4 separate regions of the Mus musculus genome follow, and regions 2, 3 and 4 are each linked to region 1. Evidence: chromatin loops called from intact Hi-C (ENCODE). Cell type or tissue: heart. All regions are shown on one strand. Region 1 overlaps Pakap (paralemmin A kinase anchor protein). Region 2 has its middle 33 kb from the start of Pakap. Region 3 has its middle 99 kb from the start of 1700042G15Rik. Region 4 has its middle 88 kb from the start of 1700042G15Rik.

Region 1 (8,000 bases):
TGAACACATATGAGGGAAAAGAATAACCTTAGTATGGATGTACTGATACCAGTGTATCTTTTAAACACACGGATGAGGTGCCTGGTGTGGCAAAAGGATATAGAAACACATAAGACAGGAGTGTGACCTGGTTTGGGAACCACAGCCATGTGACTAACTGAATGGTGCTATCCAGGGAAAGAATGGAGAACGTAAGTCAGTCTGACAACCCACATTTAAGGCATGAGGCAGCCAGAGGGTAGGAGAGAAATCAGTAGGCAGAAGGGGAGTGGTTAGAGAAGAGGAAAGGACTTTTCAAGAAGCAGGGAGCAATACATGATGCCAAGCAGAGTTGACAGTAACTAGACAAGTCTGGAAAGCATCCATTGAACATACCAACTGGAAAGTGACTGGCAGCCATGAGAAGAATGGACAAGCAAGCTCTGGTAGACAGGTGGGTATACAGCTGAGCTGAGAGGAAGTGGGAATGTCAAGTGAAGCATTTGCCTTTCTAAGTATCGTGGCTGTAAAGCAAAGAAGAAAGCCAAGGCTCTCAAGGACATAGGGTGTACATGGATTCTTTATGTAGAGAAAGTCTCTGAGGTCAGTTGGTTGGCGGTGCATACTTTAATCCCAGCAGTCAGGAGGCAGAGACAGGAGGATCTCTGAGTTTGAGGACAGCTAGGAAACACAGATAAACTCTGTCTTGAAAAGAAGAAGAAGAAGAAGAAGAAGAAGAAGAAGAAGAAGAAGAAGAAGAAGAAGAAGAAGAAGAAGAAGAAGAAGAAGAAGAACAAGAAGAAGAACAAGAAGAAGAACAAGAAGAAGAAAGAACAAGAAGAACAAGAACAAGAAGAACAAGAAGAAGAACAAGAAGAAGAGGAAGAAGAAGAGGAAGAGGAAGAGGAGGAGGAGGAGGAGGAAGAAGAAGAAGAAGTAGAAGAAGAAGAAGAAGAAGAAGAAGGAGGAGGAGGAGGAGGAGGAGGAGGAGGAGAAGAAGAAAGGAAGAGGAGGAGGAGAAGGAAGGGAAAGGGGAGAGAGAGGGGAGGGGGAAGAAGAAGAAGGGGAAAAGGAAGGAAGGAAGGGAGGGAGGGAGGGAGGAAAAAGAAAGAAAGAAAGAAAGGAAAGAAGGAAGAAAGAAAGAAAGAAAGAAAGAAAGAAAGAAAGAGAGAGAGAGAAGGAGAGAGAGAGAGAAAGAAAGAAAGAAAGAGAGAGAGAGAGAAAGAAAGAAAGAAAGAAAGAAAGAAAGAAAGAAAGAAAGAAAGAAAGAAAGAAGACTCTAAATTCTTAAATGAGAGAAAGAGGTGACAGCTATTGATGGGGATGGTCCCTCAGAGGTCAAGAAGCAACAGAACGCAGATAAATGGCTAATAGTCTTTATTTATAAACAACACAATCTATGTTGAGTTTCTATGGATATTAAGCATAAGCTTGAGTTGGACTAGATGTGTCTTTCACTGACTCTGGAGAGTTGATACAAAGGTTCCAGGACTGCATTGGCGGCCTGGCTGAGATAGAAGACCCTACGCATGTAGTTGGTACTTACATCAAGGTATTTGATCTTGGGGACGAAGGATGGGATTAACCCTGATTTGGGACTTTTGTCAGCTGACCATAGGCAGAAGGAAGCTAAAAGTTTGTTAATGGTGTAGGATGAGACTTGTTGAGGCTACTGATCCACATGATCTTAGCTGAAAAGATGTGAAGGGAAACTGGAAGAGCTGTTGATAGATCAGGAGAAAAAGAAGTTGAGGATGGGGTCCAAGCAAAGATGTGGTGAGCACGAGCTAGTGAGAGACATGGAAGGATGAGAACCTGGCTGGGGTCTGGGCTGCTGCATTGGGACATTTCATTCGTGAGGAGAGGTTAGAGTTTGGCCTTGAGTGTAGGTGGATGAGGAGTGTGGGGATGGAAGCTATCAGAAATGAGTTGTCAGGGAGTCATGGCAACAGGACTTGTGTGAGTCACCCGGGGTGATAGCGGCAGCACTTCATGTGGATTCTATGAACCAACAGATGAAGTCACCAGCTGATATGGGAAAGTGACCAAAAGATCAGTTACAGAGAAGAGTTGAAAGGACCAGGGAATGAGACTTTTCTCATGAGGTCAGAGGGGTTGTCACATGGGAGTGTCATTAGAGAGTAAGGACAGTTCCAAAGCCACTTCCTGATCCTGATGCTAGCTGACTCAGAAGCCCACATTCTCAGGACTGTCCTACACTTTGTACCAAGTCTAAAACTAGACCGGTTTGCCCGGAGGGGAGTACTTCCCACTCTTCCAAAGAATGAATAGGATCCAAACTATGGACCTTACAGTCTTGTCTTAGCTGCATTCGGATAGATGCCTTCACTCAAATTGAACTGTCCAAATCGGTAAATCAGTATGTTAAGAACAAACCTGAGGAACGTAAAATGATTTGAACAAAGTGACATGCAGTACAGAGCTCCCTTAACTAATATAAGTTAAGCTTATAAGTCTATGGTTAAGATTTGAATTGCAGTGAGCATTTAAAATGTGAAAACACCCCAGTTGGGACTTGTGTGGCTGCTTGACACTCGGGTGCGGTCCCTGGCCTTTTGGCATGATGTGAGGCTGGTTTTAAAGTAGAAACGCGCTGTGCATAACCTTAATGTCCTGCTCTGGTGCACACTTGGCACCCAGGCTTGGTCCAGTGCAGAGAACTGTCAGGGTGGGAAAATATAAATAGTTATAAATCACAGAGAAAGCAAGTATAATTTTAAAATCTTAACCTTCTGTGATTGAAGAGTTCAGATGTCTTCATGGCTTAAAGATCTGGAAAAAAAAAAAACCCACAAAAATCAGAAGCCAGAGTGTAGAGGTGGATGAGGGACTTAGGGAGAAACCCGTCTCCCTGATGAACTGGACCCGAGTATACACAGTCCGTGTGTATCAAAGGGAATACAGGAAGCGAGTAGCCGGTGGCTGGCAGGGGAGGCTCAGAGGCCATCACAGAAAGCTTCATTCTGTGTTGCGACTTGACTCCATGTGCGGTGAAGGAGGTAGCACAGCTGTAAGCCAGCTGTGTTTCATTTCGGGTTGGAAACAGGGCCCTTTGTCCATTCCAAATGTTCTCGCCACCCCCCATCCCTCAATTTCACGGACTTTGGTTCTTAGTGGAAAAGTCGTTGACACACAGGTTCGCTCTTGGAAGCAGCTGCTCGAGAATTTTGGCAACCTTTCTGGATTGAATTTAAGCCGACGAGCCCATTTTGTGATGTGCAATAAGGTAACGAAGTCATTCAGTGGATTTCCCACACAGCCTGTGTCTTGGTAGCCTCACTGGGAACCAGGCCAGAGAAGGGTTGGCTTCCCCGCTGAGAAGAACATAAAGGGATGTGGCGCCCCCTCGTGGATGAAGTTTCTTAACCGCATTCCTCATATTTTGTCGGGATGAGAAGGCATATTAAAACACGCTAATGAGTGCTTCTTAACTGGGCTGCTATAAAAATGGGAGAAGTATAAATAAGGCTTTCAGAGACTATTTACTGCCCAGTCTTTTAATGGTGCAAATAATGACTGTGAGCGACAGCATCCTGTAACCTGAGGGCCTATGAAGAGTTATAACACAGAACGCTGCTGTCAGGGCTCCTGTCAAGTGGAGGGAGACATGCTGACTTTGGCACCACACCTGAAGAGGCCTCTGGAAATGCTGGCCTGGTCTATTTATTTTTAGCCAGGTAGTGACTACCCAAGAACTCATTTAACTAAATGTTGATTTTGTTCATGTTTCTGAGCTTGTGGATTTTGTTTTGTTTTGTGTTTTAATGCAAATCTTTGATTACCTGTATTATTTTCTAAATTTAGAGCCCTGGATGGGAAAACTCAAAGACCCCAAAGCATGCATGGGTGGTACACTTTGGTGCTTTCAGAATAGGGCACAGATATGGATGGTTCACAGTGACAGGCTTGCTATTGTCATTAAACCTTGAGTTTGGGCTGGGGAGAGAGTTCAGTGGGTAAAGCACTTGATGCCCACACGCGAGGACCTGGCCCCATGTAAAACTGGGTGTGGTGTTTCTGTGTCAGGATGGAAGGCAGAGGCAGGGAACACCCTGATGGCTTGCAGGCCAGCTAGCCTAGTAACACACAGAACAGCAAGAGACCCTGTGTCCGAACAAGGTAGACGCCAAGGGCTGATACTCGAGGTTGTCCTCTGACCACCATACATGCACTGTGATGCATATGACGCACACTGCCATACACGCGTGTACAGGTATACAAGTCTGAGACAGTTAAGATTGGCAAGGAAGGCACCCATCATGAGTCCTAATGTCAGAAAACTAATCACACCGTGTTTTAGAACTGAGAGGCAAACGTGTGTTAGTAACCGACTTTTCTGGCTTCTCCTGACAATGATGGCAATTCCTGGGGAACATTTTCTGGGACACATCATTTAAAAGCCCTGGAGAGAGAGAGAGAGAGAGAAAGAGAGAGAGAGAGAAAGAGAGAGAGAGAGAGAGAGAGAGAGAGAGAGAGAGAGAGAGAGAGAGAGAAAGAGACAGAGCAATCAATGCTAGATAGTTGCCATGAATCCCACAATTCCAAGTTATTCACTCATACTAAGTTAGCCAAGGCATGTAATACATTTAAAACTCACCTTGAAGAAAATTTCACAGAAGCTTCCACATTTCAGTAATTCTGGTGAGAAATAAGTTTGTTTGTGTTTTAAGCAATAAACTTCAACAACAAATTGATTCCAGGGGCACCTGCCAAGTTCCTCTAATATCCTGTTAGCTATTTGGGAAACAAGAGAAGACCCTTCTTCTCCAGGCTCGAGGGTCAGGTGACAGGGTCCCTGATAACCTGATCCTCTATCTCCACCGCTCTCTTTTCCATGATCACAGACAAACCTGCACGGCTGGAGGGGCATAGGTTTCAGTGGCCACGCCTCTACATACCTCACTGGAAGCTGCTGGCTCTAAGAGTTCCTTGCTCCTTCCCTCTGGCCCCCTCTCTCCCTCTCAACAACTGGATCACATACGTGTGCTGTGTATGTTCATCTTTGGGGCCCTCTTTTCTTTCTCCAAACAATGTTCCTGCAGCGATCAATGGTTATAAATTAGAACAGACAGTCTTGACTTCTTTGGTGTTCTGTGTGAGACCACAAACCACCAAAAGATTAGTTCTTTTAAACCTAAAGTCAAAGTCAGAGCCTGTGGATCAAGAAAGGGATTAGCCCAGTGTGGTACATACCTTTAACCTCAGCACCGGGGAAGCAGAGGCAGGTGGATAGCTATTAGTTTGAGGCCAACCTACACAGCAAATTTCAGGCCAGTCAAGGCTGAATAATGAGACCCTGTCTCAAAAAAGAGGGAGGAGATTGGAAAATTTAGTTTATATATACTTTCATGAAAATGCTCTTCTCTAACCCACTATGATTAAAAATGATTAAAGTATGTTTAGTTTGGAATTGGGTGTAAAATAAAGACTTGGGATCCATTTAATGCGATTGGCATATGTCTTAGGGTTTTATTGCTGTGAAGACACCATGACCAAGGCAACTTTTATAAAGGACGACATGTAATTGGGACTGGCTTACAGTTTCAGAGGTTCCGTCCATTATCATCACGATGGGAAGCATGGCAGCATCCAGGCAGGCATGACACTGGATGAGGAGCTGAGAGTTCTCCATCTTGATCCACAGGCAGCAGAAGGGGACTATGCCACATTGGCCAGAACTGAATATATATGAGACATCAAAGCCACCTACAGAGTCATAATGCCCTTCCTCTAACAAGGCCACATTTCCTAATCGTGCCACTCCCTGTGACCAAGCATTCAAACGCACGACTCTCTGCGAGCCAAACCTATTGGAACCACCACAACATGTGCGGGACATTATGTAACTGTGGTAAACTTCTATGCCACATGCATAACTGACATAAGGTCTATGCTGGGTTGTGAGACGATAAAGCAGGGTCTGGAGTTCCTTTGGGCTTCTCTACGACGCCATTGGACAAAAAAATTGTCATTGGCTGCACATTAAACCAAGGGTATACAACAGCCCACAGATTGCATTATATGTTTATTTTGTGTGACACAGCCACACAAGCTGTCCCAGGCCTCAGGCCGTGGGTTAGACCCTCTAGCTCTGGAATTTTCACAGTCATACTTAGAACAAAATGAACAATTTACAGGAGAAGGGAGCTCTTTGGGTTCTGGTTTCATAGGTGCCCGTCCATCATGATGGGGAGGCGTAACCAAGCAGCTTTGATCATCACAGTGGGACAGGAAGTGGAGAAGGGGGAAGGCTGGCTATCTCCTCTTCCCTCAGTTTTAGTTTACCCTATCCTCCAGGGCATGGAATGGTGCCATTTGTATCCAAGGTGATATGGAATGTTCTCACAGACACACAGGTGTGCCGCACCCACCGTCTAGGTGACTCTAGGTCCCCTCAAGTTGACAATGACTACTGAAACTCACTGGCTTCAGGAGTTGCTTGCCAAAGTTTGCCCTAGTTGGTTCTTGACCACCCCAGGATCTCCTACCTACAGAGTATTCCAATTTCACTCAAGTGCCTGAGTCTATTTCAGTGCCCAAAGTTTCAGATTGTTTTAGAACTGCTCCTTCTTTTCAAGTCAGACACAGGGTCTGTCTCCAACACGTACCATCATCAAGGGAAATGGCAGCCTCATGAGCTCTCAAGTGACACCAGGTATAACCAACCCACGGCAGAGGCCCTCTTCGGCACAGCCCCATGTAACTCAGCTCCTGTTTCGTCTCACTTAGGATTGTTCATGGACTGCTTAGGCTTTCATGCATTCACTCAACAAACATGGAAAGGCTTATTTTTGTTGGTAAAGTACTAATGACAAGAATGTGGATATAGAAGGCATGGCTCTGGTGTCACAGGCTTCGCAATACTGTGGAAAAGATACTCTGGTATGAATTCAAGGGCTGTAGATACAGATCTCAGTGGTGCTTTTTCTGGGCTCTCTGATTAGAAACGGACTAGGGAACCCATAAAGCAGGGATCTGTCTAGGCTTGCCCCAGGCCTGCGGCCCAGCTGTTTCCAGTGCCTCTCTGGACCACGTGACTCTACCAATCTTGGAAGGACTTTGTAAAATGATCCTTTCTGTGTGTGTCAAAAAACGCAGTCATCCCAGATTCCATTGCTTACAGAGGCACTTCAGGACCAAAGGCATGTGATTTTTTTTTTCTCAATGAAAAAAATAGTTTTTCATAAGTTAATGTTTTTCCTTCGAGACCTGGGCGCCTTTTCCTTATCCAGCCTCTGCTTGTGGGGCTAATTAGATTTGAAGGGTAAAATAATACCAGACGCACGGTTGCGTGTGTTACATGAGAAATGTATTAGCGGGAGCCAGAGGTTCTAAGAAGTGGAGCCCAGCGTGGGCCAGCCTGACAAGAAGAGGGGCGTCATTGTGAAGACACCAGGCTGTTTCCCAGAACCAGAAACAAACGTGGCTGTGTATGATGTAAGCTCCAAAAAGTCACTAGAAATTTTTCTGTCCATCTTTCTCTCTCTGCCCCTCTATTCCTCTTCCTCTCGCTCCTCCCCCCTCCCCTCCTCTCTGTGCTCAGCTTCCTCTGCCTGTCTGGTGCATGAGATTAATCAAATGTTGTTAGACTCGGCTTCCAAACTTCCCAGGTCACAAGCGCATACATAGCAGCGGCTCCCTTTGGTGAGCTTTGGTCAGAATCCACAGGCAGCTTTGTTCTAACGTCAGTGCTGGAAGCTGCCTTTTGAGATGCTGGGTAGCCTCTGAAGAAGGGGAATATTCGGAGCAGGACGGATAAAGCCAAAAGCATTGACTGCGCCTGGGTCTACACCCAGAGCAGCATCTATAATCCCTCTGTAGATACACCTCTGACTGGAGATGGTCAGAGGGACCTTACCCTGAACCCATGTGGGGGCAAATGCTTCCAAACAGCTCCAGATTTAGACCTCAACAGAGTAGTTGACTTCTAGTTATAACACTCACAGATAATTCTAGAATTTGGGGGCAGTCCTTACCCTGGCTTAGCCTTTCATTTTCTA
Region 2 (8,000 bases), 73 kb before region 1:
ATTCTGCAGGACTGTGGCAGCTACCTACACTCTGTAGCTGTAGTGTAAATCCAGGATATGCCTTGTAAGCCTAGGTAAGTTCCTGTAGGACTGTTTCATTGTTCTGACTTGGTCATTGTTCTAGAATCAGGAAGCACAATGTTTTGAATCTGATGATTCAAAACAGGATCACTCAGGATGATGTCATAGAGACCACCCATCTCTCACTATTACATAGTGATGTTATAGAGACCACCCTTTTCTCACTAGTACATAGCACATAGTGATGTCACAGAGAACCACACATCTCCCACTTGTACATGGCTGAGTCCTCTCCAGTATGGGAACTCTATCCTACTTCATTTGATCCATCTTGAGGTTGGTTCCTGCCTGGGATTTTTTTGTTTTGTTTTGTTTTTGAGACAGGGTTTCTCTGTGTAGCCCTGGTTGTCCTGGAACTCACTCTGTAGACCAGGCTGGCCTCGAACTCAGAAATATGCCTGCCTCTGCCTCCCGAGTGCTGGGATTAAAGGCATGGGCCACCACTGCCTGGCCCGAAATTATTTTGAATAGAGCTGCTTTGAATGTTCTCTAGCACATCTTTCTGTAAATATTGTTTTCCCCGCTCCTAGGTACATCATCGAGGGACATCTTTTCCAAGTGCTGGTATTCTTCTACACTCTCACTATCTCTTATTCCATAAGCCTGAAGACAGTTGGTTCTGCTCAGTGAGTTTGTTTCTGTTCTAATCATTCTGGAAAACTTGAAATACACCTCACTCCTGTGGGTTCTCCACACCCCAACACCAAAGATCACACCCAGGGCCTTGTGCATGCTGTACAAGTGCCATACATGTCCCCACTCCTCACTGTCGTTTTTAACTCTTATAGTTTACTGCTGAGTCCTAATGTTGAACACAGTGTCATCTGCTTTTTAGCATGGGTACATTCTTTTTAAAACTTAGTGTGTGTGCACACACACACACACATGCACACATACCACAACCTTTGTCCAGAAGCCAGAGAACTTTAGGGAGTCAGTTTTGTTTTTTCATTACATGAGTCTAGGAATTGAACTCAGATGCTCAAGTTTGATGGCAAGCACCTTTATCTGCCAAACCATTTTGCCTGCAAGAATCAGTGCAGTGTCTTTCAATGATGTCTTTTAAATAGGAGTCCTTTGACAGATCTACATCTTTTCTTCTTCATTTGTTGGAGAGGATTATTATGTTGTCAAGGATTTGGAATCACAGATCTCCAGGCATATCAGGGAGGGACTAGTTAACCTCTGCGCATGCCTGTGAGGAATGATATTGATTAAGTTAAATAAGGTGGGAGGGCCCATGCTGAAAGTGGGCAGCACCATTCCCTAGGTTCGTGTCCTAGATTGTCTAACAAGGAGACCGTGAGCTAAGCATGATCACCTGGTGCTTTCTGCTTCCTGACTTCAGATGTGTTGTGACCGGCTCCCTCAAGCCTTGTCACCTGCATGCCCTCCCCATGATGGAATGTGTTCATGATCTGTGAGCCAGAATAAACCCTTCTCCTTTGAGTTGCTTTTGTCAGATTATGTTATCAAAACAACAGGAAAACAAACAAAGACACCATCTTTCTATATATGTTATACATGCTATGTTACTATGTTACACATAGTATATGGATAGATATGTAATATGTGTGTGTATATATATATATATATATATATATATATATATATATATAATTATACATAATGTATATTTTGTCCAGGCCTCCCATTTTACATACTTCCTATTATAGTGTTACCTTTTGAAGGGCAGAAATTTTAATTGAAATGAAATTTGATTTATCATTTTTTAATGATTAGCACTCTTTGAATTGTGATTGCTAGTGTAGGTGTGTACATGGGTGTATGTGAGTACATATGCATATAGATTGCATATGCATACGGAGGCCAGCAGTTGAAGTGGGCGTGCTTCCTGTATCACTGTTCCCCTGTATGTTTGAGACTCTGATTCAGCAACACTGGCTGGCCAATGAGGTTCATGGCTGGGCCTGACGCTGCCCCCCAGTGCTGGGGTTACAGGAGCATACTGTTCGTGGCTTTTACATGGATTCTGGGGATTGGAACCCAGATTCTTGTGCCTGCATGGCAGGAACTCTACAGACTGAGCAGTCTCCCCAGGCTTAACACTGTTGTTTGTCCTGCGCAGTCTTATCATTTAGGCTGAGTTCTAAAACCCAATGTGCACCAATTTTTTGTGAGTGAAGAAATGTGGTGGAAAGACTCAGATATTCAATTCCTTGTCACTTACTCAAAACATCGTATCTGTACCTTCCTATTGAGTTCTGTTGGGAGAGGGACATCCATCACAGGCAAACAATGACAATGACAAAAGTCCAATGCCTTTCTCTAAGTTCAAGTGAGCCACTGGGAAGTTTGAAGACCTTCTTAAGGAAATGCACACGTTTTGCATCGCATCGTAGGTAGCTGTCAGTGTGTGCGTGCACGTGTATACAGTAGGTAGTTGTTAGTGTGTGCGTGCATATGTATACAGTAAGAGTGAGTGTTTGTGAGTGAGGGAGGGTGTGTTCATCTGCACATTAACCTGGAGAAGGTAGAGGTTAAAGTCATATGCCCTTTATGGTCATTCTCCATCTTTTTCTTTTTGGGGGGGGGGCAGGGTGTCTCCTTAGTTGACCTGGAACTCACCAATTGCCTAGGCTGGCTGCCCAGCAAGTCCTGGGGATACACCTGTTTCTGCTCCCCAGTTGCTGGCGTTAGAGGGACTCACTACCACAACCAGCTCTTTCCAAGGGGGCTAGGGAATCTAAACTCACATCTCACGTCTCACTCTTATGCAGCTTACGCCCTGAACCATCTTTCCAGTCCGTTTGTGTGCAGTTTAAAAACACATACACACCACAGGCACACATTTATTTCGAAAGCAAGAACCCTTTCTTGCTTACATTTCTATCCTCACCTTTGGCACCTAGGACAAGGCTTAGCACGCTTTCAGTACTCAATGAAAGAATAAACATCTGAGTTCCAGCGACTAAGTCTGCTCTTCTCCCTTAGCACGCGATGTCATCACTTGTCTTTGTTCTATAGGGTCTCCCACAGACCTTGACCATTTCCACTGGGCTTGTTACGTCTCAGCTTTACAGGGCGTTTGTAATATGAATGCAGGATTATATAGTCCTTTGACCCAGACCACATAACCATATGCTGAGCCCTCGCTCGGGTAGCTTTGCTTCTATTTTTGATTTATGCTTGTCATACTTGGGATAAGGAAGATTAGAAAGCATCTGTGGACAACAGAGGAAGGATGTCTGGAGCGCAGCCCTGCTGTAGCTCATCCAACTTCTCAGAAAGACTCAGAGCCCTGAACTGAGTGGAAAACACAGTGTCCCAGAGCCCGTGATCTCCTGGAGGGAACGGCAGAGCTGGAGGCAAGGTGGGAGGGGTAGAGAGAGGCAGGAAAGGGGGATGCCTTCTGTCTCCTGTGCTGACACAGCTACTTCCCTGTAAGACAGCCAACATGTTGGTCCCCTCCACCCTCATTTCTCTATCCACCAGCTTTAGAGATGCGCCCCCCCCCCCGCCGGCAAAAAAAGAGCAAAGCAAAGGGGGTATCTTTTCTCCTCTCCCATAAACACACGTTAGGAAATGTGGTCCCGTCCACTTGGCGGATAGATGGGTCTAAGGAGTAAGCTCTGTAACACAAGTGTCTGTACTCCTCTGGTTCTATGACACAAGAGTCTACACGCTCCTGGAGTTGTTTTTCACATAGGTTGAGTCAAGGGACTCAAAGAATCCAAGCTGCAGTGAATCTGCTGCCTGGGTAATAGCTGTCCCTTCACCTGTCCTCCAGCGATGGCCGTGGGGTCATCACACCTCCAGATGCTCCGCAGATGTGAAAGATGGGCGTCAAAAGGGCCAGCCCCATCCTGAGCGTGGCTGCTGAGGGGCAGGCTAGGGAGCACTTACTTTATTTAAAGAATTACATTGAAAAACAAAACTGTGAAAGTGACTACTCTTCTTAGATCGAGTAGAAAATGTGCTGCAGATATCGATTGTATAAGCAAGGAGGAAACAAACTGAAATGCAGAGCATTCTCAATAGCTTTTGAGATTTAAGCCTTTTACAAAAAGGTTTAATTTATTATGTTTATATTTATTATGTATATATTCTGCCTGCATGTGTGCCTGCAGACCAGAAGGGGGCACCAGAACTCATTATAGATGGTTATAAGCCACCATATCCTTGCCGGGAATTGAACTTGGGTCCTTTGGAAGAGCAGTCAATGCTAGTCACCTCTGAGCCATCTCCCTAGCTCCCAAGATTTAAGCCTTTTTAATGAAAATTAACACTTTCTACCTTGTATCACGATTATGATTATTAATGGTAGAGATTTCCCCCAGGTTTGAGACTTGAACTCAGGGACTGAAGCTTATCAGGCGAACGCTCTCCCACTGAGCTACATCACCTTACTCTTAACATGTAGTTGTTGTACATATGTGTTCCTTTGTACATGTGCATGCATGTGTTTGTGCACATGCAGGTGGAGGCCAGAGGTTATTTTTGTGTGTCACCCCTCAGACCCTGGACACCTTTTTGTTGCTGTTTGTTTTTTGTTTGTTTGTTTGTTTGTTTTGAAACAGACTCTCCGACTTTCCTTGGAATTAGCCTGGAACTGGGCTGGGCTGGGTTGGCTGGTCAATAGGTCCTGGGGAACTACCTGTCTCCACCTCTCCAGGGCTGTAGTTACAAAGAGTGCAGCTTGGTTCAGTTTTGCACGTGGATGCTTAGGGATCCGAACTCAGGTCCTCATGCTTACAGAACAAGCGCTTCCCCAACCGAGCCATCTCCCCAGCCCCTGATCATGACATTCTCAATGTGTAACTGCATACACATTTACACACACGCACTTTGACAATCAGAGACAAATCTTGTTTGCATTTCTGTCCCCAACATCAAGCGTTAGCATATTGCTTGTCATAAAAACTCAGCAACGATTACTGAATAGTTCCAGCACATGACAAAGTATATTCTTTACCGTCCTTGATCTGTGAGTGTGTTCTTTAGTTTGTGTCCTAGTTTGTGTCTTTATCAAAGCAGAAATAGAAAACCACAGGAACATAGGGCTGGGGGTAAAACATAGGCAAGGCACAATAGAATTGCAAAATGGACTCTTAACTCTGAACTCCAGAAACCCAGGAGAAAGTAAAATTCTGACTAGACGGTAAATAACAGTGAAGCTGAGCACTGGCATTAAATCATTATTGGAAAAAATAATTTAAATTTCCCTCAGAGTGTAACAAGAGGGGAAAGTGTGCATCGATGATGGGAGAAATAGTGCAGGCTTTAAAGAGCAAAGACTGCAATTTCTACCTAAAAATTAAAGCCATTTCAAGTTCCTAAGAATAATCGGAATAGGAATCATGATAAAGGCCAATGCACAGAACGTGTTTCTCACAGTCCAGACAATCACCAGGATGAAGAACAGCCTTGCCAGTCACAGTATCACGGCGCAGTTGGACAGTCTTCTCATAGCTCTGCCTCAGCATCTTTCTGCTTTGAAGCAGAAGGTTGTCAGCAGGTTGGTGGGGGGTCTCTGCTAGACTGTGCCGCTTATAAATTCATAAGGACTTTGAAGGTAAGAGGAGCTAAGCTCACAGGTCACCGTGTTATCACCTCAGTGGAGATAAATCGAGGAAATTGTGGTTGGAGTCTCCCTCTTCCCCACAGAGCTTCATCATGCCTTAGAGCCACTTGCTGCAATCTAGTGATAGACTCCAGGAATGTTCTGAGAATGGCCAGTGTTCCCATAGTAATGTCAGGACCTCACAGTCTCTGGGATGCTGCTACCTGCCACGTAGTCTTCGGTAAAAGGTTCTGAGTTTTGAGTTGGAGAGAATAGAAGGTTTGCATCAGGACCCAGGGGTGCTACCTGCTCTGGTCCTCAGGGAAAGGTTTGAGTTCGAGACTCAAGAGGATCGAAGGTTCATATCATGTGCACACTGCCATGCCCATGGATGGAACACATAGTCCACACTTCTCACTTCTTCTTAGACATAATTTCTTGGCTGAGGGGATGCTGTCCTCATTCTCTCCTTCCTGAACCTCTGAAGTCACCTCTGGTCTCTGTCTCTGTCTCTCTCTCTCCCTCCCTCTCACGTGTGTGTATTATGGGATGTGAGTGTCTCTGTGGGTATATGTATGTATGTATGTATGTATGTATGTTATGGTGTGTGTATGCAAGCACACACATGTCATACACACACTTGATCTCAAGGGAGGGCAAGAGGGGAATGGCAGAGTATAAATTGCTCACACCTTTCCCAGCCTCAGTCCCACTTAGATGTCCAACGCGTTATTCAGCTGGTAGATCATTTTACAATGGACATGTGTTCATACTTGTGAGCACGTGTGAGAGGGCCCAAGGTCAATGTCAGGTATCCCATTCAACAGATGTCTCCACCTTAGTTTTTGAGATAGGATCCCTGCCTGGCTGGCCTGGAGCTTGCCAATGTGGCTAGGCAGTTTGGCCACCAAGCAGGAGGAATCCTCCTGTCTCTACCTCTCCCAGAACTGGGATTACAAACTCTCTGCTCACTTGGCTTTTTATGTAGATGTTGGGAATTCTGAACTCAGGTCCTCACGTTTCTGTGAGATTTTGCCACCAAACCATCTTCTTATCCTCAGCTACTAGATTTTTAGCAACAATTAAAAAGAAAGAAAAACAGGCGAAAGTCTTTGGATTGTGAGCAGTAAACACTCTGAGGGGAAAGTGACCAACAATAAAGCCTTCCTCTCAGGAGCCTTCCAGGGGCAGCTGTTGGGCTCCTGGCTTCTGCATTTGATTTACATGGCCCCCTAAATTGCCCTGGCAGTGACCACACTGTACTCTAGTTTTGGGTTTGAGGCCAGAATGCAGTTTATTTGTGTTGTGACTCCATCCAAAACAGTGCAAGAAAGCCAACTGCCCCCAGCTAGTAAAAAGATAGAAGGAAGGCTTTGACCATCTCAAGAAGCTCGGTGCTCTGGAGGAACAATTGATGCTTTGTTATGGCTGGGATTAGATGAAGTGTGCTGGAATCCTTGCCAGGGTGCCGCTCCCTCCCTCCCTCCGTCTGGAGGCTACACAGCCTCAGGAAACACTTCAGGCAGCTTCACAGGCCTGCTTGGCCTTCCCTTATATGGAGATCTCACTTAGGTACAAGGGAATGATAGCCACTTCCAGTGTCCCTAGCAGGGAACAGATGACCCTGTCAACCCCCTGGGATCTGAATCCCAGTAACTTCTAACTACTTAGCCTCTTGTTCTAGGATCTGCTCCCTGATAATGGATTTGGGATGCCAACAGGCTGAGAGGGCCACTTAGAGACAATGGCCAGATAGCTCCGTGGAGAGTGTGGAGGAATGTGTCCCCCACTTCATCAAGATAGTCACCCAGTACAGTGTAGAAGCAGAAACATGGAGCAATATATAAGCTATAAAATAGATGTGTGTGGTCCTATGCATTCACACTTAATCATTTAATTCAAATTTAAAGTCAGAGTTAATGGAAGAAAATATTAATTATTATTGATGAATAACTGTGAGAACCCTGCCGAAGTGTCCTCAAACCTAAAAAGAATTCTACCCAAAGAAGGAATGTCTAACCTTTGAACATGTGACATAATAATACCCTTTACAAAGTTACTAAAAAAAAAAAAACTCAAAAAATTTTAAGTAAGCGTACAATTTTTTTGTTGGGCAGAATTCATAGCTGCTTTCTACTGTAAGCAGCCTCTGGGCCTCATGCTGACTACCCCGGCTAGCCCAATAGAGAGATGCATAGCTGCTAGCTCCAGGTTGCTGAAGGGGGATGGATGGATTCGGCTCTATTTTAGGAATACAGTCTCTCCCCTCACATCAACCTTATTTGATAATATTAGTTCTAATTTGCATTTTGTAGATGAAACGTAGGCATAGGGGATTAATACACACCCACCGTAGCAGAGCTACTGTGGAGTCACCTAGAACTGAACCCTAAGC
Region 3 (8,000 bases), 150 kb before region 1:
TTACTTCCATCTGGTCAAGTGTTTTCACCTTCCATACATGAGTGAGAATATGCACTTTATTGGGTCTTTCCTTCTGAAAGACCCAATAAGCAGCTGAAAGAGTCAGATGCAGATATTTGCACCCAGCAATGGACAGAAGCAGCTGACCCCTGTTGTTGAATTAGGGAAGACTGGAAGAAGCTGTGGAGGACAATCCTGTAGGAGGACCAGCAATCTCAATTGGACCCCTGAGATCTCTCAAACACTGGACCACCAAACAGCACACACCAGCTGATATGAGGCCCCCAACACATACACAGCAGAGGACTTCTGGGTCTGTGTTCATTCAGAGATGATGCACCTAACCCTCAAGAGACTGGAGGACCCAGGGAGTTTAGAGGTCAGGTGGGGTGGGGGGGTGGGTGGAGGCATCCAAGTGGCGATGGGGTGGGGTGGGGAGGAGGTGTGTGATGTGGAGCAGTTGGAGGGTGGTTGGGGGTGGGGTGGGGAATGGAATATGAAGTGTAAAAAATAAATTAAAATTAAAATGAAATTTTAAAAAGCTACACATTCAGTGCTGTCAATAATGAATACTTCAACTACCCTAAAGTACCCGCACTCCTTCCTCTCACCCCTCCAATTTCCCAGCCCTCAACAGCCACTAAATCTGTTTTTATCCCTTTGTATTTCTTGACTTAGTGTGTTTCCTATCAAACAATGAAACCGTCTGATGGCTTGTGGCTGGCTTCTTCTTGTCATAATGATCCTGAAGCCGAGGGATGTCCCAGAACTTCCTTTGTTTGATGAATAGTACTCCATTACATAAGCGATACGACTTTAAATATTTAACACTTGGCAAAGATGTGAATCCGCTTTAAGCAAGACTGCGTAATCCATGATTATTACTCACACATACTTTATTTCTGATGAAAAATATGTTGTTCCATTAAGAAACACTTTACAGGACTAGTACTGCATCCTACCATTCCAGCATTTGGAAGCCTGAGTTGGAAGGATGGAGAGTGTGAGGCTGTCCTGGGCTACTTAGCAACTTCAAGACTAACAATAAAAAAGCCCTTTTTGTATAAAATGCAGATAAAATGCTCACATTAAAGCAAACAATTACACATTAATATACATAAAATAAATGCCCTTAAGTGAAGATGTTTTAGGAAAATGGCTTTATTTTTCAGTTGTTTCCAGTAGCTTCTTGAGTTATAGATTTCAGCAAACTACTTTATATTTTCTTTCATGGTTATTATTTTGTAGTGCTGGATATTGAATTTAGGGCCTCTTAAATACTAGGCAAACATCTGACTACTGAGATTTATCCCCAACCCAAATTATCTTTTAATTTAGTGTGATTTGCATGTGTGTGTATGTACGTGTGTAGGCACGCCCAATTGTCTGTATGTTGTGTACTATGTGTGTCCAGCGGAGGAAATGGAGTCCAGAGGAAGGCATCTGATTCTCTAGAACTGGAGTTGCGGGCACTTTTGAGCTGCCTGATATGTGTGCTGGGGGCTGAACCCTTCTTCTCTGCAACCACTGAACCACACCTTAAGCCCCTGTTTATTTATTGTTAGAGATTTATTTCATGCATACTTCTTTGAGTGAGTATATGCCGTATGTGTGGCATATGCATATGCATCAGCCAGAGAGGGTGTAGGATTCTATGGAGCTGAAATTGCAGGTGGTTGTGACCTGCTTGACACGGATGCTGGAAACCAAACTCAGGTGCTCTAGAAGAGCAGCGAGGGCTCTTAACCACTGAGAGATCTTTGCATCCCCACTACCCCAACCCCAACGTATCTTTTAAAGAATATTAGAGGTCTTTATTTTTCATTTTATTTTTGAGATTACAACTTAATTACATTTCTTCCTTCCTTTCCCTCCCTCTAAATCCTCTCATATGCCTCTCCTTTGAATTTATAATCTCTTTGTTTTCACTAGTTGCTATGTCTGCATCTTACATACATATACTCCTAAATACAATATTACTTGTGGTGGTTAGAATAGGAATGGCCCCCATAGATTCACATGTTTGAATGATTGGCACACAGGGAGTGACACTTTTAGGAGGTGTGGCCTTGTGGAGTAGGTCTGGCCTCATTGGAGGAAGTGTGTCACTGTGGGGGCGGGCTTTGAGGTCTCAGAAGCTTAAGGCAGGCCTAGTGTTACTCTTTCTTCCTGCTGCCTGTGGATTCAGGTGTAGAACTCTCAGCTCCATCTCCAGCATCATGTCTGCCCACATGCTGCCATGTTTCCTGCCATGATGATAATGAACTGGACCTCTGAAACTATAAGACAGTCCCAATTAAATGTTTCTTTTTATAAGAGCTACCATGCTCATGGTGTCTCTTCACAGCAATAGAAACCCTAACTAAGACATACATACTTATATGTATGTTTCAGGGCTAATCTTTTGGCACCAGACAATCAATTGGTGTGCTCTTCCCTGGGAAAGGCCACCTCTCCCACTTTCCTTAGTTGCCTGTAATTCTTTATGTATGATTAAGGCCTCATGGGCCTTTCCCTGTTCACTTTGGCAAGTCTGTTGGTGCCATCCTTATACAGCTTATGTTTGGGTACTCATATTGGTGAGACTTTTATTAGGAGTCACAATCTCACAGCAAACTGATCATCAGGCTCTTACTATCTTGCTGTCCCTCTTCTGCAATGTCGCCTGACCTTTAGGTGCAGAGTGTTTTGTAGGTACATACTTTAGAACTGGGTTCTATAGTGTCACATTTTGATTGGCTGTGGTTTTCTACAGTGGTCTCCTTGATGAAGGTAGAAGACTAACACTTATGTGTGGGTTTGAGATCACATGTTTATAGATTGTGGTTTAGATGATGACCTCAACTTGTAAAAATAGCGTTCAATTTGTGTGTATGTGTGTTTTATGGAAGAGAAAGATACAGGCTCAGGTGAAGGAATGAAATACTCTATAAGAATATAATTCTTTTTCTGCCTTGAATGCAGAGATGAGATCACACACACACACACACACACACACACACACACACACACACTTCTTCCACAGTAGATGATTGCAGCCAATTTCACTTCTCTCCCCAGTTTTTTTTTAATTAGGTATTTTCCTCATTTACATTTTCAATGCTATCCCAAAGGTCCCCCATACCCACCCCCCCAACCCCCTACCCACCCACTCCCACTTTTTGGCCCTGGCGTTCCCCTGTACTGGGGCATATAAAGTTTGCAAGTCCAATGGGCCTCTCTTTGCAGTGATGGCCGACTAGGCCATCTTTTGATACATATGCAGCTAAAGACAAGAGCTCCCGGGTACTGGTTAGTTCATATTGTTGTTCCACCTATAGGATTGCAGTTCCCTTTAGCTCCTTGGGTAATTTCTCTAGCTCCTCCATTGGGGGCCGTGTGACCCATCCAATAGCTGACTGTGATTATCCACTTCTGTGTTTGCTAGGCCCTGGCATAGTCTCACAAGAGAGAGCTATATCTGGGTCCTTTCAGCGAAATCTTGCTAGTGTATGCAATGGTGTCAGCATTTGGAAGCTGATTATGGGATGGATCCCTGCATATGGCAATCACTAGATGGTCCATCCTTTCGTCAAAACATTTATTTATTTTTATTTTATGTTTGTGGGTGTTTTGTCTGTGTACCATGTATGTGCAGTTCCCTCAGAAGCCAGAAGAGGGCATGAGATCCCCCTGGAACTGGAGTTCCATTCTACTGGCATGAGACGTGATCTGAGGGTTCATGAGGGTTCAATAACTGAAGGAATGCTTTAGGATTTTGTCTACTACAGGAAAACATGGATGATCCAGGCCCAAAATTCTACCTCAGAGGGTTTGGTACAGTGAGTTTTTAATCTCAAGAAAACCAACTAACTAGAAAATCAGCCAACTGACCAACTAACCAACTAACTAAAACATTTTAAACACCTGAAATAAGACAGTCATGGTTTAGAATAAATTAGCTGCAAAATATAAGGGAATGAGGTAACACGTGTAGAGTCATTAGGGCTCTTTTTCTGTTTGGTTCTTAAAGTGATGGCTTTCTTTTTAAGTAACCGAATCACATATCTGTTTAACAATCTTTAAAGAGGGGGCTGGTGAGATGGCTCACTGGTTAAGAGCGCCGATTGCTCTTCCAAAGGTCCTGAGTTCAAATCCCAGCAACCACATGGTGGCTCACAACCATCCGTAATGAGATCTGCCACCCTCTTTTGGTGTGTCTGAAGACAGCTACAGTGTACTTACATATAATAATAAATAAATCTTTAAAAAAATCTTTAAAGAGACAAGCCAGTGACTCACTTCTAATCTGTTTATAAGGCTGGCATTGGTTTATAGAGGACAATTTGGTTTGCTATATAGTAGGAAGGTTCACAACAGCCTCATTCAAAAGGGAACATCTTGCTTTATGTCATCGGAGATAGGATGTTGTCATTAAGAGACCAGTCAAAATCCAGACTTTTAGGTAGACTACAGTAGAAGACTAATTATATATGATTGAGATGAGTAATGTAGGGATAGTGGTTTGGGAAAAAGGTGGAACATATGAAAGAGAGACCTGTGGAACTTCCGCCTGGGGCCTTGAGCATGCTGTGCTGGTACTCTGCAGGTGAGCCGTGTCTCTCCACTATCTCGTCTCTTTAATTTTGTCTGCGGGAGAATTGTTGGGTCAAGCAACATTTTCAAGGAGATGTGTTGTGTGGGATGGTGGTTTTAGGATCTGAAGCCATCTTAAGAATGCTATGATTTCAAGTGAAGGCATTATATGCAATGGCTACTTTCCTTTTGTTGATGTCTCTGTGTCCACAGTAGTAAGACCAGGTCTCACCACAATCCATCCTCATTGGATCTGAGGGATATACCTTGATGTTGTAGGTCGTAGCTTGGGGCCCTTCTTGATATTCTGTGTGTTTCTATCTCTGCTGGTTTTCATGCCCAGGTTTAACAATCTTTGAAGTAGAATAGCATATACAAGGGGTTGCCTGGTTCCAGATGAGAACCAATTTATTACTGAAGGAAAAAAAAAACCCAGCTACAATGTAAGCTTATACATAGGTATACATTTGGGGGCTACAGGATTTTTGCTTTGTACCATAGTATGATTTTAGTTGTAGATATTTTAACAGACTTTATTTAAAAAGATTTATTTTAATTTTTAATTGTATGTATGCGTATGTGTCTACATGTGGGTATGCACATGTGTGAATGCAGGTGCCCAAGAAGGCAAAAAGGTATCTGTCTCCTGGAGCTGGAGTTGGGCAATTGTGAGCCATTCTGTGGGGTGCTAGGAACTGAGCTTAGATCCTCCACAAGAGCAATATGTACTCTTAAGTGCTGATCCACCTTTCCATCTCTCATAAATGTTGTTTTCAAAACAAAATCCCAACCATTTAATTTACCAAATGAAGACCCCAGAGCCAGAAGCTATGGTGAAAGCCTGCTAGCTCAGAGAGGCAGAGAAAGCACCCAGCTGACCTTCTTACTCCACCAATGTCCCAGAAGGAAAAGGCTCTTTCTCCTTCTCCACACTGTCTGACATACCCTTCAACTCAAAGTCCCTCCTTTCTCCTTCCTGGGTTTCCTTATGTTCACTCCTGCCACGTGGCTGCTTTCTCCATGTCTTGACATATTGTTGACTTTATCTAGCTCTCATTTCCAGAAAGCACTTGGGTTAAAGGTGTGTGCTAGGGCTGAGCCACACTACAACAAGAAATAGCTTTTTCCATTTCATGATGTCAGGGTTCACAATGTGATTAAATATCCTGCCACACATAGATGTCTTTAAAAAGGCTCAAATTCAAGATGTTTTCTTCTTGTTATGTTTGCTGATGGGGGTTTTTGTTTTTATAAATTTCAAGTAAGTATTACATCTGTTAAATGTATTTTTCTAGACCTTACAATATGGTCTTCTGTACTAATAGGTTGTTGAGTTATGTTTTTGATTATGCTCACGAGAGAGGTGGTCTGTGATGGGTTGTTTTTGAAATACTCTTATCAGGCTTTGGTGAGAGAGCAATGATGGTCTCAGTGCTCTCAGGTAGAAGTGTGAGTGCTCCCTATTTCCTGGAGGGTTTAAGAGAGGGCATCATGGTTTCTGACAAAATGCTCAGCAGAGCTCACTAGTGACATGGTCCAGATTGCCTTGATTGATAAAAGATTTTCAATGCTACGTATTCTGATTTTGTGCTAGGGTGAGCAAATCACTTTTTCGAAGGAAAATTTCCACATAATTTAGGTTGTTATGTTAACTGACAAAGTTTCTTATGATAGCCCTTTATCTTTTTAATGCTTTAAGGATCTACAGGGATAGCTTGTGTTTTAGTCTTCATATGTTATTGTTTTCTATTTTATTAGCCTTAGATTATTAATGCTGTTCATTAGTTTCCCCAGGACATCAGCTTCTGAAGGTTCACGATCTATTCACTGCCCCTAAACCTGTCACTTGGGAATCCAGCTTTCAACACTGGAATCTTTCAACACTGGGGGACACTTCATATACAAACCACAGCAGCGTTAATTACTTTTTCTTTGACTCGTAACTTTCAATTATATATTGTAACTTTTTTTAGTCAATGAGGCATTTTGTTGATCTGTGGCAAGAATGAGAAAAGATCCTGGAAACTAATAAACATGTTTGCTGAACAATGGGTGGGGCAGAATTGCTGTCCCTTTATGTTGGGCATGCAGACTGACTTCAAAGTATGGTCCCTTGGGACTCTAATCAGAATTCTAGGGCACATAACAAGTTCCTTCATGTAAGGGATTGGTAAGAATATTTAATATTTAAAATTATGTAAATATATTTACATGGGCAGTATCTTATAGAAAAACCTTGACTACTTCCTGTTCCATGCGGGCTTTGCTCTAATCCTGCCTTGCTTGTTTCTTTTAGACAAATGTATTTTATGGTACGTTTATTTGTAAGTATTTTATGAACCCAGGGCTTTCCACATGCTAGATAAGTGTTTTACCACTAAGCTATAACCATCCTCAGTAGGCCATATGTATTTTAAATAAATAGTTATGAATTTATAAAAAATATTTGAAGGAGGAAAATTGGGGGGAAATTCATTTTTATATTCCAAATAAAAGAATTAGTGTTTAAATTTAATGAAATAATATAAGCCCAGGACTTTTTAAAAACACCTCATGTTTTATTTGTAATTAAAAGACACTAATGTGCTTGGACTTTTCTTTCAGAAGATATGTGCAAATATTTAAGACATTAAATCAATTAACAATTTGAGTGCCTTTGTATCAGTGGACTAGGTGCTAACTGGGCACTTTGATAATGAGACAAATCTCTAAATTAGGAAAGTGTTCCTTGGTCTCTGCCCGGCCATCACTGATATTGTGTTTATTATTTTTAGCACCCTTTTTCCTTTTGACCACATAGTAATTAAATGTGTCATTATTAGGTTGGAAAAATCCTTCCTCCAGTGGAGACACCGAGCTGTTTGCCTTCAGCATCTTGGTCTCTTGGGCAAGGTTTAGACCTTACATTCTAGTCACCAGTTTTGTTTGTGTCTGTTGAGATATGGTTTCATGTTCACGCCTGCTGGTCTGAAACTTGCCACATAGAACAGGCTGGCCTGGAATTCATGAGATCTGCCTGCTGAATAGGGAATTAAAGGTATGTGACAGCACACAAGGCTCCATCCGTCAGTTCTAATGCAGTATATAAGAACAAGTCTCTTGAGGGTTAGGTGCATCATCTCTGAATGAACACAGACCCAGAAGTCCTCTACTGTATGTGTGTTGAGGGGGGGGGCTCATATCAGCTGGTGTATGCTGTCTGTTTGGTGGTCCATTGTTTGAGAGATCTCGGGGGTCCAGATTCATTGAGACTGCTGGTCCTCCTACAGAATTGTCCTTCTCCTCAGCTTCTTTCAGCCTTCCCTAATTCAACAACAGGGGTCAGCTGCTTCTGTCCATTGGTTGGGTGCAAATATCTACATCTGACTCTTTTTAGCTGCTTGTTGGATCTTTTGGAGGGCAGTCATGATATGAGCACTCAATAG
Region 4 (8,000 bases), 160 kb before region 1:
ACTCAGCCTCTCACTGAACCTCAAGTTCATTGGCAAGGAAGGCTGGTCAGCAGGTCCACAGATCCTTCTGCCCCCAATTCTCCAGTGCTGGGATTATAGGTGCATATGGGCACATCTGACTATTTATGTGTCTGTCAGGAATTTGATCTCAGTTCCCATGCTTATGGGACAAGCCATCTCCTCAGCCACTCCCCGTCCCCAAGCCACTTTGGTCAAAGGAAAGTTTAAGCAGAAAGGCCACACAATCTAACTTGTGGACAAAGGAGAATATCCCGGCACAGCTAGGAGGCCACTACACCCTGAGGTGGCTGAGACTTGGTGGTAACTGGGCCAAAGCTATGGCGGTAGGGATGGTAGGATGTAGTCAACCGTGCTGTGGTCTCTGAGTTGAGAACTCAAGTCTGGTTCTACAATGACAGGATGATATTGCTGACACAGTGGCAGGTTGCCATTGCTAACACACCGCTGTTGATGAGAGAAAGTTGGGTCTTCAGCTCTTCTCATTTCTCCAGCTTATTTTCCAGATCACATGGTCAAACACTTAGTTTTATGAGCTGACTAGTCCCTTCCAAAGCTCTTCAAGCTGATATGCTGCTGACTTAGAACAGAGTCAATAAATACCTGTGTCTCTATTCAGATTACACTGTCTTGTGGCTGGAAGCTTGGGCATTGAAAAAATGAAGTCTCTGTAAAATAGATGTCAGCGAGTGGAAGGAAACCTCAGGGTCTCCAGGCTGGCTTCCCTGTGGCCCACTGTGGGGAGCGGGTGTGGCGGCAGTCCCAAAGGCGCCAGGGACTGCAGCTAAGTCATATGACTTGCACCTGACTTCCTCATATAAGACACAAACATCTTGAGTGCTGCGCAGGTGTACCAGGATACAGGTGAATCCAATTTGGTGGAGATTTGCCCCTGCTGCCCTGATTAGCTGAAGCTGCGTGCCTGGTGAGGTGGCGTGGCCTGCTGTGCGTGGATGGGAACTGAGAGTATAAAAGAGTGAGAGGCCCAGGGTTCGGGGGAGATATAAAAACAAGGGAGATATATAAACAAGGGAGATATAAAAACAAGGGAGATATATAAACAAGGGAGATATAAACAGGGGAGATATAAACAGGGGAGATATATAAACAAGGGAGATATAAAAACAAGGGAGATATAAACAAGGGAGATATAAAAACAAGGGAGATATAAAAACAAGGGAGATATAAAAACAAGGGAGATATAAACAGGGGAGATATAAAAACAAGGGAGATATAAAAACAAGGGAGATATAAACAAGGAAGATATAAACAAGGGAGATATATGGAGAAAGAAGAAACAGGACTGAATAAATGTGTGCAGAAGGATCCTGTAGCAGCGTCGTTCTTCCTGGCCTGTTGGGCGCGCGCAAGAGTTGGTGCTGAGACCCGGGATGAGACGAGAAGACCTGGGACAAGAAGACCTGGGACGAGGAAACCCGGGAAAAGAAACATCTTCAGTCACGAGCGAAGACCCCCTGCTACAGGGAGGATTCAGAACTGCATCACAGGGAAGAAGGGGTTAATAAAGGTTCCCATAAAACAGACTGTTGAGAAGGATCCGGCGTGGATTCAGAACTCTTCAGCTGGGGAAAGGTACTGATGAAGAGAAAGAAGAGAGATGAAGACTGAATAAACTGCTGTTAGAAGGACTGGTGGTCGCATCGTTCTTGCTGGTCGAGAGCGGACGCGACAATTGGTGGCCTGTACGGGGAACCGACTCCCCCACCGAGTTCAGAACTTTCAGCAGTCAGTGGTTGCCGGCAGGGTAAGTTCATGGACCAGACGGAACCTCTTTGGGTGCCGGAGAGATTGGTGAGACGCTACAAGAATGAGGCTCCTGATCCAGTTGCCCCTGTGGATGTGGTGGATGATCCCACAAGCACAAAGGATGGAGCCGAGATGAGAGATCCTTTCGGTGTTCCAGAAGCGCCAATACCAGCTCGACATGACATTCAAATTTTTCCACGCTTTTTGATCCCTGAATTTCCCTTAAAGAGATAGCCCCTCTGGCTATCTATCCCTTGCTTCAGGGAAGATGAGCAGGGATGAGAGCCCTGGGATGTATGCTTGTTATAGTGTGTGTGTGTTTTGTGTTTGGCACATGTGTTAGGTGCAGAGTGTGCGGGTCCGCACTTTCGCCATGGTAGCGTAGGCTTTTGCTGCAGTGGAGGCGGGACAATCTCCTCAGATTCGGTTTGCCGCTCTAAAAGAAATTATGCTGCGTTATGCCATGGGTTGCGAGGCTAAGCACTGCACAGAGGATAGCTTGCTGTTGGCATCCTGTGGAAGGCACGTCTGATTGCATGAAGGTTCAGTGTCCTAGTTCCCTTCCCCCAGGAAAAACGACACAGGAGCTGGCCAAGACCTCTCTGGGTGATGAGCCTAAGGGATGGTTTTGTGTAGGGCCCCTATGCTTGCACACTGGGGATCAGACCTCTACCTTCACCCATGAGGCTTGCTTGCAGCAATTAAGATCTGGCCATAGGTTAAGTAACATCCTGGCCTTTTGATGCACCTGCTGCAAGCAAAACACAATCTCCCCAGGAGTGGCTTGGCATGATTGAGAGGTAGTCAGTGATAAGACTCCCTGGGCATGTCACCAACCTAAGACAGGGATCAAACCAATGCTGTTTGTCACCCAAGGACGGGTAAGGGGCATGGCTGCGGGGGGCTTTCTACAGACATTCTCTCTGCCAAAAAAGAAAAAAGGGGGAATTGTGGGGAGCGGGTGTGGCGGCAGTCCCAAAGGCGCCAGGGACTGCAGCTAAGTCATATGACTTGCACCTGACTTCCTCATATAAGACACAAACATCTTGAGTGCTGCGCAGGTGTACCAGGATACAGGTGAATCCAATTTGGTGGAGATTTGCCCCTGCTGCCCTGATTAGCTGAAGCTGCGTGCCTGGTGAGGTGGCGTGGCCTGCTGTGCGTGGATGGGAACTGAGAGTATAAAAGAGTGAGAGGCCCAGGGTTCGGGGGAGATATAAAAACAAGGGAGATATATAAACAAGGGAGATATAAAAACAAGGGAGATATAAAAACAAGGGAGATATATAAACAAGGGAGATATAAACAGGGGAGATATAAACAGGGGAGATATATAAACAAGGGAGATATAAAAACAAGGGAGATATAAACAAGGGAGATATAAAAACAAGGGAGATATAAAAACAAGGGAGATATAAAAACAAGGGAGATATAAACAGGGGAGATATAAAAACAAGGGAGATATAAAAACAAGGGAGATATAAACAAGGAAGATATAAACAAGGGAGATATATGGAGAAAGAAGAAACAGGACTGAATAAATGTGTGCAGAAGGATCCTGTAGCAGCGTCGTTCTTCCTGGCCTGTTGGGCGCGCGCAACAGCCCACCACTCACACAGTTTTTTTTTCCAACACTCTGAGACGACTTCAGCTTTAGGAAAAAACTCAGACATTTGTCATTCGAAATTCTTGACTCTTCCCTGCTTTACCCACTAGCTGGGGCCTTTCATCTGGGCTGTGAAATACTATGATAGATTTCTTTATTCCTTCTCCCACTTTTTTTTTTTCTTGAGGAAAGGAGAATGCTCGTGTTTTCTAAACCATTGCATCTCTGAGTTGAGAAGAAAGTGTTTGTTGCTTGTGAAAAATTAGCCAGTGGCTTAGCATGGTGTGCGTGTGTGTATGTGTGTGTGTGTGTGTGTGTGTGTGTCTTTGTGATCAACCAAGGGTCTTGGGAGGAGTAAGTGAATCCAAGTAGGAAGAAATGGGCAGAAAGAGGGAGAGGGAAGTTGACCTATCAGGGGAGTTAGTGCACCAAATAGATTTTAGGGGACTGGGATGGGGGGCAGGGGACTGACAGTTTGGAGTCGCCCATGAACAGGACTAATTCTAGATGCAGAGCTCAGCCTGTTCACCAGCAATTTTCTGTGGGTCTCAGGAAGTCAGAATATAAGTGACACTATCTGGCAACCAGGAGGTGGCAGTAGAGGTCACCGCAAAGGGTCACACTTGGACTGTCATAAAAGACTGAGCTTTGTGCTGGCTAGTTTTACGCTACAAGCTAAAGTAATCTCAAAGGAAGGGACTTTCATGTGAGAAAATGCCTTCATAAGATTGGGCTGTAGGCAAGCCTGTAGGGCATTTTCTTAATTAGTGACTGATGGAGGAGGGCCCAGGGGAGGAAGGTGGTACTACCTCTGGGCTGATGGTCTTGGTTCTATAAGAAAGCAGGCTGAGCAAGCCAGGAGGACAAGCCAGGAAGCAGCACTCCTCCCAGGCCTCTAGGTCCCTTCCCTGCTTGAGTCTCTGCCCTGACTTCCTTTAATGATGGACTAAGATGTGGAAGCGTAAGCTAAGTAAACCCTTTCCTGCCTCAGATTGCTTTGTCCATGGTGTTTCATCACCACAGTAGCAACCCTAAAAGAAACAGAAATTGGTATCAGAATCATGGGAAGTTGCTGTGATAGGCCTGACTATGTTGTTTTGGAGGGTTGTGGAAGGACTTTGGAACTTTGGGCTAGAAAAGCCATTGAGTGTTGAGAGCTCTGGGCTATTCTGTAGGAGCTTGGATGGTAAGACTGTTGAGAGCCGTGCCGAACATGGAGGCCTGGCTTGTGAGGTTGCAGAGGAATGCAAAGACTCTACCAGGTCATTTGCCTGAAGACTCTGTAGTTCTGGTTAGCTGGGGCTGAAGAATCTGCTGTGGTTAACAAGATACCAGAAACACAAACCCGTGGTTTGCTGGGACAATGGATATGGATGAGCTGGGGCTGAAGACTCAGCTCTGAGTAAGAGACCAACATCATTAAGATGATAAGCTTTGTCTCAGACACAGCCAAGGTTGGCCTTCATGCTGGCAGCTGAACTTTGTAATGTGCAAGACTCAACCAGGCGGTATTGTTGGTGAAGGCATAGAGGGGTCACGGAGAGCAGCTAAGGCTTGGCACCATGAAGCAAGCCCAGGAGAGGTTATTGGTGAAACCCAATTGCAGCGGAATTGGTGAAACCCAATTGCAGCGGAAGACCCCAGCATTTGGAGATGCCAATACCATAGGATGATCATCAAGAAGAGCTGCAGCGGTGGAGTGGAGCCGGCCTGAGCTCAGAAGACAAGCTGTGTGTGCTGTAGAGCCAGAGAAGTGACCTGAGCCCATTAGACATTTTGTTATTTACACAGTTGGAGTTTGGTTTTGCTTTGTTGAGGTTGTAGCTGCCCTCCTGGTTCTTCCTCTTTGGAGTAAGAAAGCATTTAAGATACTTATTATTTTACAGCAGCCCATAGTTGAGAGATTTTTAACTTTTAAAGAAATTTTGGAATTTTACAAATTCTTTGGATTTCAAAACAGAATTTGGGTATTTTAAGAGACTTCAACCTTGCCGGGTGTGGTGGCTCACACCTTTAATCCCAGCACTTGGAAGGCAGAGGCAGGCGGATTTCTGAGTTCGAGGCCAGCCTGGTCTACAGAGTGAGTTCCAGAATAGCCAGGGCTGCACAGAGAAACCCTGTCTCGAAAAACCAAAACCAAAACCAAAAAAAAAAAAAAAAAAAAAAAGAAAAAAGAAAAAAGAAAAAAGGAGACTTCGACCTTTTTGTATGAAATTTTAAAGATTGGGATTTTTAAAGCTTGAAATGTTTTATATTGTAATGTTCGTAGTAACGTGTGATCTTGGGGGTGAATGGGACAAGAAAGGTTGTGGCTCAACAGTGATGTGCTTGTGTGCTGTGCTGCTTAGTGTATGTCAACTTGACATAAGCTGAAGTCATTTAGAGGAGGGAATGTCATTTAAAAATGCTTCCATACATCGTTCAAGAGAGCAGGCCATGCACCTTGCCTGGGTGGCACAGTCGAGCTGACCCTGGTGTTGGGGGCAGGGTGAGCTGGCCCTGGGGATATGAGCACAGGAGAGTTGGCCCTGCAATTCCTCTGTTGTGTGGAGGCATGGGTGAGGGAGAGATCATCTCCCTTCCTTGCCCCTCTGGCTGCAGCACTTGAGGGAGCAGCCTGCCCTGCCACTGGGCAGTGCAGTAGAGCTGGCCCTGTTGACATGGGTGAGAGGAGGCCAGCCCTGAGGGAGAGCTAGCCCTGCCCCTTGCAGGCTGAGGCATCAGGTGAGCTAGCCTGGTCAGTTCAGGAAAAAACACTGGTGATGTGGATGCAGGAGATCTGGCAGGCTGGTGAACTCAGCTACCACCCAGGTCTAGATCCGGGGCTTTGAGTTGGCCCACCCCAACAGCTACCCAATCTATGAAGTGCTGGAGAATATGAAGGGATCAGTCCTGCAGATACAAAAATGCAGGATTCCCATGACACAAGGCAACAACAGAATATTTTAGAGGAGTCCCAGAGAGGATCCAGTATTGATAGAGTAGCAGAAACCAGAGCCTTGAACCAGACTCATTACAATGAACATTTGCAAGTAAAGATGTGTAGACAAAAGAGTATGCTGTGTGAGACACTACAGCTTCCATAACAAGATTTTAAAAAAAAATCTTCTTTATTTCCTTTTTGGGGATTGAGGAGGAGGTTGCAAAAATGGAGGGCAGATATGAAGGGATGGGAAGATGAGTGGGATTCGCTTACATGATGTGAAACTCACAGAGTCAAAAAGTTAAAAAAAGATGCCTCTCCAAAAAAGAATGCTTCCATAAGATGGGGCTGTAGGCAAGCCTTTAAGGCATTTTATTAATCAGTGATTGATGTGGGAGGGACCAGTCCGTTGTGGGTGGGACCATCCCTGCACTGGTGGTTCTGGGTTCTATAAGACAGCAAGCTGAGCTAGCCAGAGTGAGCAAGCCAGTAAGCAGAGCATCTCCATAGCCTCTGCCTCAGCTCCTGCCTTCCAGTTCCTGTCCTAGCTTCCTTCAATAGTGGACTAAAACATGGAACTATAAGACAAGTAAGCCCATTCTTCCCAAGTTGCTTGGCATGGTGTTTCATCACAACTATAGAAACTCTAACTAAAACTAGATTGTAGAGTAGTTTTGGGGTGGCCTTGGCAGGTTCTGATGATAGTAGAAGAGGTCTCATAAATGGGGCCAAGGCATTTTGGCTTAATCTGTAGGCAAATAAAATGCTATTTACTAAAAGAAGAACTAGGCTTGGGAGGGAGAAGCACGTAGGGCTTAGAATAAGAAAGTTTGAGTCACTTAATGGACACCCAGATGCTAATGTCTGGGAAGGGCTTGGTCCTCTGAATGATGTTCAAGAAGATTAAGGAATTAAATTAGGGAGTCTCCATGGCAATTGAGATCCTTTCGCTATTCTAAATGATGGCAGTCTAAGCGATGTAGAGACAGAGATAAGATTCAAACTGATTAATAAAAAAATTAATCTTTTCTATTCAATAAGTTTGACCTTTATCCTTATATCCATTTCCATAAAAGAGGCTCCCCTAAATACCTTTTTAAAAAACATCAAAAATATCCCCCCTTTTCCCATTTAAAAAAGTTCTAGGACACATAAAATAAGGCCACACTTATTTCTTTTTCTTGTCTTCTGGCATGGGGTCTATGGGCGGCTCCCCTATGTCACGTTGCTGCTCTCTGAGCCAGTATTACCATCACTGGGCCCTCTCCCTCTGAGCTGTCAATCACCCCTCTACCCCCTCTCCTTGTCCTCAGGAGTAGACTGCCTTCCCCATTCTGTTGGCTCTCAGCTGTCTCTTCAAGGCGTGTCTTCTTTGTCTCCATCCATCGGCTGTGCACTTTGTCCTTCTCCTCCTCAGCTTTGTTTTCCGCTTGCTCTTTCCCGGGGATGATGCTCTGACTGCACTCAGCTTGCTCTGCTGCCTCCTTTCCCCTTCTCCTCCCGCCTTCTGCAGGCCTGTTCCTCCGCCCATGCAATATCAGCTGCAATTTTCGCCATGTTTACTCTCATCTTCGACCGTATAACCTTTTAAGTTCACCGTTAAAGGGATCCGTGCTTTCCAGGAACCTCTTCTCTTCCTGGTGTCGCTCCTTTATCTGGAGAAGCTTGGCTTCTAGTTTCTGAGGA

The links. Peaks named below come from ENCODE experiments on the same cell type or tissue, not always from the same donor. Only the 100,000 strongest peaks of a DNase experiment are listed, where the experiment ranks them.
Region 2: it touches region 1 in a loop (2.6-fold over the local background); 2 of 42 quality-filtered maps call a loop at or near these places.
Region 3: a loop joins it to region 1, with 4 times the contacts of the local background. A loop is called at or near these places in 23 of 42 quality-filtered maps.
Region 4: a loop joins it to region 1, with 5 times the contacts of the local background. A loop is called at or near these places in 23 of 42 quality-filtered maps.

The regions. Positions count from the first base shown.
Region 1 is chr4:57,604,435-57,612,434 of GRCm38, forward strand. The region is part of intron 2 of Pakap (paralemmin A kinase anchor protein); the gene reads left to right. Among named protein-coding and RNA genes, the nearest start is that of Gm52699, 14 kb to the right of the region's middle. In heart, a CTCF peak has its summit at 3,354 (motif pointing left); DNase peaks (open chromatin) are centred at 1,967, 3,127 and 3,277; H3K4me3 peaks cover 330 bases; H3K27ac peaks cover 1,588 bases.
Region 2 is chr4:57,531,116-57,539,115 of GRCm38, forward strand. It overlaps a transcript of Pakap not described here. Among named protein-coding and RNA genes, the nearest start is that of Pakap, 33 kb to the right of the region's middle. RefSeq lists an enhancer at 5,285-8,000. In heart, a CTCF peak has its summit at 4,178 (motif pointing right); a DNase peak (open chromatin) is centred at 3,296; H3K27ac peaks cover 4,692 bases.
Region 3 is chr4:57,458,917-57,466,916 of GRCm38, forward strand. It overlaps a transcript of Pakap not described here. Among named protein-coding and RNA genes, the nearest start is that of 1700042G15Rik, 99 kb to the left of the region's middle. In heart, a CTCF peak has its summit at 3,655 (motif pointing right); no DNase peak of the experiment used is centred here.
Region 4 is chr4:57,448,079-57,456,078 of GRCm38, forward strand. It overlaps a transcript of Pakap not described here and the pseudogene Gm12539. Among named protein-coding and RNA genes, the nearest start is that of 1700042G15Rik, 88 kb to the left of the region's middle. In heart, a CTCF peak has its summit at 3,987 (motif pointing right); no DNase peak of the experiment used is centred here; H3K27ac peaks cover 389 bases.